Linked DNA regions of Homo sapiens: regions 1 and 2 are each linked to region 3. Evidence: chromatin loops called from intact Hi-C (ENCODE). Cell type or tissue: dorsolateral prefrontal cortex. All regions are shown on one strand. Region 1 holds the start of CRHR1 (corticotropin releasing hormone receptor 1). Region 2 holds the start of ARHGAP27 (Rho GTPase activating protein 27). Region 3 overlaps LINC02210-CRHR1 (LINC02210-CRHR1 readthrough).

What was found. Peaks named below come from ENCODE experiments on the same cell type or tissue, not always from the same donor. Only the 100,000 strongest peaks of a DNase experiment are listed, where the experiment ranks them.
Region 1: it touches region 3 in a loop (6-fold over the local background); 8 of 110 quality-filtered maps call a loop at or near these places.
Region 2: a loop joins it to region 3, with 2.4 times the contacts of the local background. A loop is called at or near these places in 5 of 110 quality-filtered maps.

The regions. Positions count from the first base shown.
Region 1 is chr17:45,782,095-45,784,594 of GRCh38, forward strand. All of the region lies in intron 3 of LINC02210-CRHR1 (LINC02210-CRHR1 readthrough), which reads left to right. CRHR1 (corticotropin releasing hormone receptor 1) reads left to right here and starts at 2,226. Exons shown (of 13, transcript NM_004382.5): 1 at 2,226-2,483. The coding sequence starts at 2,451. In dorsolateral prefrontal cortex, a CTCF peak has its summit at 1,288 (motif pointing right); DNase peaks (open chromatin) are centred at 1,337 and 2,062; H3K4me3 peaks cover 1,258 bases; H3K27ac peaks cover 1,667 bases.
Region 2 is chr17:45,431,847-45,434,346 of GRCh38, forward strand. It overlaps ARHGAP27 (Rho GTPase activating protein 27), which reads right to left and starts at 1,024. Exons shown (of 20, transcript NM_001282290.2): 1 at 906-1,024; 2 at 370-503. It also overlaps a transcript of PLEKHM1 not described here. In dorsolateral prefrontal cortex, no CTCF peak of the experiment used is centred here; a DNase peak (open chromatin) is centred at 1,067; H3K4me3 peaks cover 1,324 bases; H3K27ac peaks cover 1,402 bases; H3K27me3 peaks cover 1,962 bases.
Region 3 is chr17:45,831,330-45,833,829 of GRCh38, forward strand. LINC02210-CRHR1 (LINC02210-CRHR1 readthrough) reads left to right here. Exons shown (of 15, transcript NM_001256299.3): 11 at 1,809-1,881; 12 at 2,123-2,208; 13 at 2,385-2,500. It overlaps CRHR1 (corticotropin releasing hormone receptor 1), which reads left to right. Exons shown (of 13, transcript NM_004382.5): 9 at 1,809-1,881; 10 at 2,123-2,208; 11 at 2,385-2,500. Among named protein-coding and RNA genes, the nearest start is that of SPPL2C, 12 kb to the right of the region's middle. In dorsolateral prefrontal cortex, CTCF peaks have their summits at 978 (motif pointing left) and 1,189; a DNase peak (open chromatin) is centred at 1,012.

The DNA of each region.
Region 1 (2,500 bases), 49 kb before region 3:
AGAGAGTGTGCTCCAAGGTGGGACCAGGGAGGGAGCAAGGCCTTGGCTGGGCCTGGGCAAAGCTACCAGAGGACCAACCGGCTTCCTCTCCTCTGATTCCACAGCCTACTGCTGCTGGTGAATTTCTGATCAAGAATTCTGCTCCCCACAAAGAACTGCCTAGAGGGTGGGACCAAGCCACCCCTCACACTTGAGCATCCAGTCCACTCCATCGTGATGATGATGATGATCATAGTATTGGTGACTACAGCTAACCCTCATTAAGCTCTCACTATGTGCCAGGCTCCGTTCCAAGCTCTTTACAAATACCAACTCCTTCAAACTCCCCAACCACCCTCAGAAGTAGCGTTTCTACCCCGATTTTATAGATGAGAAAATTGAGGCATTGTTAAATAACTCTCCAAGTTTATACAGCTTGTAAGTGGAAAAGCCAAGATTCAAACTCAGGCCATCTGACTCCAGAACCTGCACATCAGACTGCCCCGCACTTAACTGTTGTTGGTAACAGTTAGTTGTCCATCTGCTTAGCATGTCCATCCCTTCTGGGGTTGGCTGGGGCAAGTCAGGGCCCAACTCGGCACAGCCAGCTCCGGAGCACTAACCTAATGGGGGTTTTGCAAGACTCGGGACTGTGTGCTTCACCTGGAAAGTGCCAGGTGTGTGGATAAGCCATGTGAGCAGCTGGCTTCCTGGGCAATGCCCCTCCCCACTTCAGTGTCCCAGGCCCCTTTAGGGCCCAGCCCTCCAGGCACTGTGAGCTGGGAATGAGGTGAAGGAGGACTAGGCTTACCCTCTGTGTGCCTCCATTTTCTCACCAGTAAACTGTGTGTGTTGGATCTTACGATCTTCTAAAATAACTCCAGCTCCAAATGAAGGCCAGTGGACCCATGAACACGCTGGCTCTTGCCCAGTGTGCTGAGAAGAGGGCAGGAGGGAGGAGTAGGGTGGGCACGGCAGGGCACAGGGTGCAGGGCAGGTGGGTTCAGTTTGATTTCAAAGCCGACTGCCCGCCGCCCCAGGTGCTCTGGTGTACCCAATAGGGGCTGCATTGGCCAGGCGGCCTAGGCTCTGCGGGTGGAGTGAAGATTTCTCTACCTCCCAGTTTCTCCCTTTTCAGCTCTGGTAGGAGAGAGGAAGAGTGAAGAGGAAGTCAAAAGTTCTGTTCATCTGGAAGGGCTGGGAGTTGCTTCCTGGGATGGGGAGCTCCGAAGCCAATTCAGAAGACGGCCCCGGGGTCTGGCGGGGAGGCCCACCGCTGCCCAGAGGGCTCGGCCGGCCGGGAGGGGGCGCTGTGTCCTCCCCACGCCCTGCCCGCGGGCTCCTAGCAGCGTTCGCCGCGCTGCAACGCAATGCGCGCCCGGCTTTCCCCTGGGCAGCGTTCAGTGCCCGCTTGTCCTGCAGGGCACCGCCGTCTCCCTTTCATCCTGGGGCTCCCAGGTCCAAAGGGTTCCCAGATCCAGCCTCTTGCCTGAACCAAAGTGGCCAGGCACTCAGTTTGTAAGATGAACAAATGAAGGAAAGAAGGAACGAATGAATAAGGGCTCATCTTGCAGAGCGTTCGCGTCTCAGCGCGCACCAGGCACATCAGTGCCAAAGGTGCTGGGGGTCGGGCCCAGCGCCCGGCGCGGCTGGAATGGGGGCGGCGAGGAGCTCCTCCTAGCCAGCCGCAGGGCGGGAACTGCCCAAACGCAGGTCGCAGCCTCACTGGGTTCCGCGGCGGCTCCGCTCAGTAGGGACCGCCCTGTTCCCTAGCCCCCAATAGCCTCGCCCTCATAAATTCACCTGAGCACCCTGGCCCAAGTCACCCCAGATCCCTGGGACTTCCCAGGCCCCGACCTCGGCCGGGCGGGAGGCTGATCCTTTACCGCGGCCCCCTTCCCCCATTCCCGGCTTCTCCCCGGGCTGCGGCGGCCGCCACTGCTGCCAGCGCGCCCCGAGGACTGCCGCAAACCCCGGGCGCAGGGAAAGGGGATCCTGGCGGCGGGACACAGAGAGCGGGCCGGGGGAAGGGGAGGGAACGGAGGAGGCGAGGAGGAGCTGGGAGGGAGCCGAGGGGCGAGGCGCGGAGGAGGGACCGAAGGGGAGCGGAGGGGAGAGGGAGGGGGAGGAAGGGGAGGGGACGAGCTGGGCGAGGGGGCGGGGAGCCGAGGCGAGGAGCGGCGCGGACCGTGGGGGAGGTGGCGGGGGCGAGGCCGGCAAGAGGCGGCCGCGGGCCGGGCTGCGTCGGGAAACGGCGGCCAGACTTCCCCGGGAAGGGGCGAGCGAGAGCCGGGCCGGGCCGGGCCGGGCCGCGGGGCCGGGAAGCGCCGAGCCGGGCATCTCCTCACCAGGCAGCGACCGAGGAGCCCGGCCGCCCACCCCGTGCCGCCCGAGCCCGCAGCCGCCCGCCGGTCCCTCTGGGATGTCCGTAGGACCCGGGCATTCAGGACGGTAGCCGAGCGAGCCCGAGGATGGGAGGGCACCCGCAGCTCCGTCTCGTCAAGGTAACAGCCCGCCGGCC
Region 2 (2,500 bases), 400 kb before region 3:
ATGCCTCTGCTGGGGACCTTGGGGGGCATTGGGACGAGGCCCAGAGCAGAAGGCCGGCACCTGGAGCCGGGACTGCTGCGTCTGAAGGGGCACTGGCAGGTCGCGAGCGGAGCCCAAGGAGGATGGGACCGCCCCCGCTCCGCCTTCCCCCTCTATTCCCCGCCCCCCCACCCCCCACCCCCCGGGATTTGCTGTCCGGGAGTGCCTGCGTCCCTCCTGTGCGCGGCTCTGGGAATGCCGGGCTGGGGCTGGTTGTCTCGTGCGGGCGTTCCTGTTCCCGGGGAGGTCATTTGCACCCTGAATCACCCACTGCGAGCCCTTCCAACCGGATTGCAAATCCGCCCGCTCCGGGCCCACCTCTTCCCTCACCAGGGCCTTTCCCGGAGCAGCCCGGCCGGGCCTGGAAAAACTCCGAGCGGGATTCCCAGCGCAGGGACGCCCACCGGAGCTCGATGTCTCGGGCTGGATAAGAAGGGGACCGGACCTCGGTTCCTTCCCCGACCCTGGGGAAACGCAGAGAAGGGGAGGGATTGGGGAAGCCGGGAGGATCCCTGGAGCGCGACAGCGCACCAGTCGCCAGGAGGTCCCCTGCGTCCACTGCCCAGGCGACTCAAGCTACAGGGGCGTCAACGCCTGGGTCGGCGCTGGGGGCCTGGGCCTGCTTCCCTCCAGCCCCCAGATGGAGGGCAGCCCTTCGCCTACCTTCTCCTCCCCGTGGGATGCGGCCCGCGCAGCTCCCGCCCCAGCGCGGAGACAAGGGGAGCAGGCGCGCGGAGCTCCCGGGTGCGGACCCGCCACCTGCCGCACCCTTCCCTTCCCAACCCTGCCCTTTCCCCACCCCCACCCCACTTCCCACCCCCAACCCCCGCTCGGCGCCCCACTCCCGACCCTGCCTGCCCGGGCACCTCGGGGCGTCCGCTCGCCGGCTTCGCCTCCACTTGCCCCGGCAGGCGCGCGTGGGCTCGGCGTCCCGCGCTCCCTCCTCGACTGTGCGGCTCCCGCGCTGCCGGGTTTCCTGTTCAACAATATAACCAGGGAGGCACCGGCGGAGAGCGCCGGGCAGAACTTCCTCCCGGACTGGGGCTGGGCTGCGGTTGCGAGAGACAATCCCCGGTGTCCTGGCTTCCTGTCCCCTCTGGGCCGGGCCAGCGCCTGAGGAGCGAAGACGCCACCCCCTCCCCTGCCTTTCCCGGGATCCTGGGCCGCACCTGGCTGTCTCCAGGGAGAAAGAGGCTGCGGGGCTGAGATGGTGGGACTGGGGAGGGCGGGAGCCTCCCCCGCAGGTTCGCCTGGCCAGATTGCCCTCCCACCATCCCCCACCCCCTCTTGATCCTTGTGGGGAAGGAGGGCCACCCTCCAATCCGTCCACAGGGTAAGCTCAGAACAACCTCCAGGAGTCCAGCCCCAGGGCCCTCCGCCTTGGGGGTCTTCTGTTGGAGAATTTTCTGCCTCTCTGGACAAGCAGCCTCGCCCTGATCTGAGCCTGCACTCACTCCAGACATTACAAGCCACAGCCCCAGCACACCCCCTGCCCTCAGGGGCCCCAAGGAACAGTTGTGCCTGTGGACCTGGCTGTGTGTGCCAAGAGCTGGCTGATTCAGGCCAGTGTTCTGGGAGGAAGAAGGGCCCGCATCCCAGGCCATGGCCTCTCTTGACACCACCTCCTGGGGACCCAGGGTTGGGTGGGAAGCTGAATCTGGCCACCCAGATTCAGAGGAACTCCCTTACCTCTATATCTTTGTAAGATATAGTAAGTAAGGAACTCCCTTACCTCTATATCTTTGTAAGATATAGTAAGTAAGGAACTCCCTTACCTCTATATCTTTGCCTCTGCTAGGCATTGCCCACCTGTGAGTCCACACTTCCTCTGAGAATCTGTGTGTCTGAGCCTTGGTGGCACCTTGGGACCCTCCAGGGTGGGCACACAGCAGAACTCAGCACTGGTCTTTGGTGCCCGACATGCTTAGAAAATAGTGGCTGGTGCCGGGCACGGTGGCTCACGCCTATAATCCCAGCACTTTGGGAGGCCGAGGCGGGCGGATCATGAGGTCAGGAGATTGAGAAACCCTGGCTAACACGGTGAAACCCCGGCTAACACGGTGAAACCCCGTCTCTACTAAAAATATAAAACATTAGCCGGGCGTGGTGGCGGGAGCCTGTAGTCCCAGCTACTCCGGAGGCTGAGGCAGGAGAATGGTGTGAACCTGGGAGGCGGAGACTGCCGTGAGCCATGATCGTGCCACTGCACTTCAGCCTGGGCGACAGAGCAAGACTCCGTCTCAAAAAACAACAACCAAAAAAGAAAAAAAGAAAATCGTGGCTGGAGGAATCTTCTCTCCCTCCCTACCTTTTAGGTCCCTCTCCACCTGCAGCACAGCCAGGCAGTGGCTGGCAGTGGTGATGGTCTTTGCGTGGGGTCAGGCAGGTATGATGCCCCACTCTGCTGCTTGGCGGCTGGTAGGCCTTGGGAGTTCTGCCTTATCTCTGCAGCTCAGATTTC
Region 3 (2,500 bases):
TTTACAATAGCTCCTGGCACATAGAGTAAATGCTATATAAATGTGTTCTATTAATATTAAGACATCTTAATAAAAGAGTCCATGAATTTAATAGAAGTGGACCTAGATGATCTCAGAGGCTTCTTCCAGCTCTGAAGTTCTTTGGTTCCTTATGAAATGGACTCAGATGTTTCCAATCGTGCCTGGAAACTTGATTTCTGCTGCAGTGGAGCTCAACTTTGGCTCACATTAGAATCACCTGGAATGCTTGGAAAAGTACCAATGCCCAGGCTTCACCCTCAGAGAATCAGGCGCAATTGGTCTGGGGTGTGGCCTGGCACCCAGAAGTCTTGAAAACTGCCCAGGTGATTCTAATGTGCAGCTCAGATTGAGAACCACTGAGAGAGAGCGGGGCAGAAAAGGTGGACATGGATGGCAGGGGAGCCCCAGGACCTTCTTTGCCAAACAAGTGTTCCCGGGAACCTATCTGACTGACGGACCTGGCGTCCAAGTGGCCTCCACCACAGTGACAAGCCCTCTCCTCCCCCATGGAGGGGAGGGGGCCTGCACGGCTTCATTGGGCTGAAAGAGGAGCCTGGAAGATTATCTTGCGTGTTTATGTGGTTGACTCCCTCCTGACTCCCTCCTGACTCAGGCTGGCTGAGGCCTTGGGAAGCCGAGGCAGGCGGATCACTTGAGGTCAGGAGTTTGAGACCAGCCTGGCTAACATGGTGAAACCCCGTATCTACTAAAAAAAAAACAAAAAAACAAAAATTAGCTGGGTGTGGTGGTGCGCACCTGTAGTCCAGCTACTCGGGAAGGCTGAGGCAGGAGAATCTCTTGAACCCAGGAGGCAGAGGTTGCAGTGAGCCAAGATCGTGCCACTGCACTCCAGCCTGGGCAACAGAGTGAGACTCCATGAGTCTCAAAAAACAAAGCAAAACAAAAACTGTTTGGGCTAAAGGAGAAAGTGAGTCTGAGCGGCTCTGAAGCTCCACCTGGTGGTGAGAATTCAACACTGCAACAGAGAGGATCTGGGTGTGAGAAACCAGAAACGAACTTGCAGACCAGAGGCCCGAGGACTGGACCCGGCCCTCAGAAGCTGTGTGTGGCCAGCATGGTGTTTTCTGAAAACTCGATTTTGTAGCCAACCTTTAAAAAATCCAAAGGTTTCATTTACAAATCTCAATTTCTGGCTTATGAGATCTAGCCACTGGGGGTCTTCATACCCACGAGGACATAAGGGCTTCCAGTTTGTCTGGTCCCCACCCACTCCCCAGGCCTCCCTGGAGCTTGCTGGAGGGACACTCGGGAAAATGCAAAGCAATTACCTCCTGCAGCAGGTAGAACCTGTGCAAGTATTCCTCTCAAGGTTGTTCAGGCTGTGACTGGACAGATTCAGGCTGAGATTGCGAACTGCTGGGTGCCCACTGGGTGACAGGTGTGGTGCCACTCCCACCAGCAGCCCCCCAGAGGGCATGCTGGGCCTCAGCCACTGCCAGGGGACTGTGAGGAGGAGCCGAGGATGCAGCCTCGTGTTGGGCCCATGCCCGTTCCCAGCCACTCAGTCTTTCCCACTGTCTACCTCCTGCCCCGGTGCTTGCTTCCAACTTTGCATCTCATCACAGAGGATGCTGTCCGTTCTGCAGATGGGACAATTGAGGCATGGCAGTGGGATCAAGTGACTTGACCTTCTGCCAGGGTTGGAATTGGGACATCTACCTCTTGGCCTCCAGCCCCAGTCCTGTCCTGGCCAAGCACTGTCCCTCCCCATGCCATCGAGGTGGACGCAGATGACCCTTCCTCCCCTTTCCTCTGTGGCCTTCTAGGTGCTGGTTTGGCAAAAGGCCTGGGGTGTACACCGACTACATCTACCAGGGCCCCATGATCCTGGTCCTGCTGGTAAGAACCTGGGTAGGGGCAGGAGACAGGGCCCAGTGGGGAGGGGCAATCAGTGCCAACCGTGGACAGAAAGGACTCCTCTACCTAGAGGTGGGGGCCACCCAAAGAGGGGGCATGGGTCAGAGATGTGCAGGTGCTCATGAGGAGGAGGGAGAACAGCAGGGGCACTGAGGCCAGAGCTGAGAAGCCTGGGTCCCAAGCCTCTTGCACACTCCGGCCCGCTGGTGTGCTCAAATTGCAGATCAATTTCATCTTCCTTTTCAACATCGTCCGCATCCTCATGACCAAGCTCCGGGCATCCACCACGTCTGAGACCATTCAGTACAGGTAACCGGGTACCACCTTCCTCAGGCCTCCCCCTGATGAAACCCCTGCTCCCCATGCCTCTCACGTGCCAGAGACCTGCCACTCCCTCCCCCGACCTGGCCCTCTTTGCCGAGCCAGCGGGCAGCCCGTCCTGGGGTGGGCTGTGACTCCGAGCCTCCCCACCCGCCCCACCCCAGGAAGGCTGTGAAAGCCACTCTGGTGCTGCTGCCCCTCCTGGGCATCACCTACATGCTGTTCTTCGTCAATCCCGGGGAGGATGAGGTCTCCCGGGTCGTCTTCATCTACTTCAACT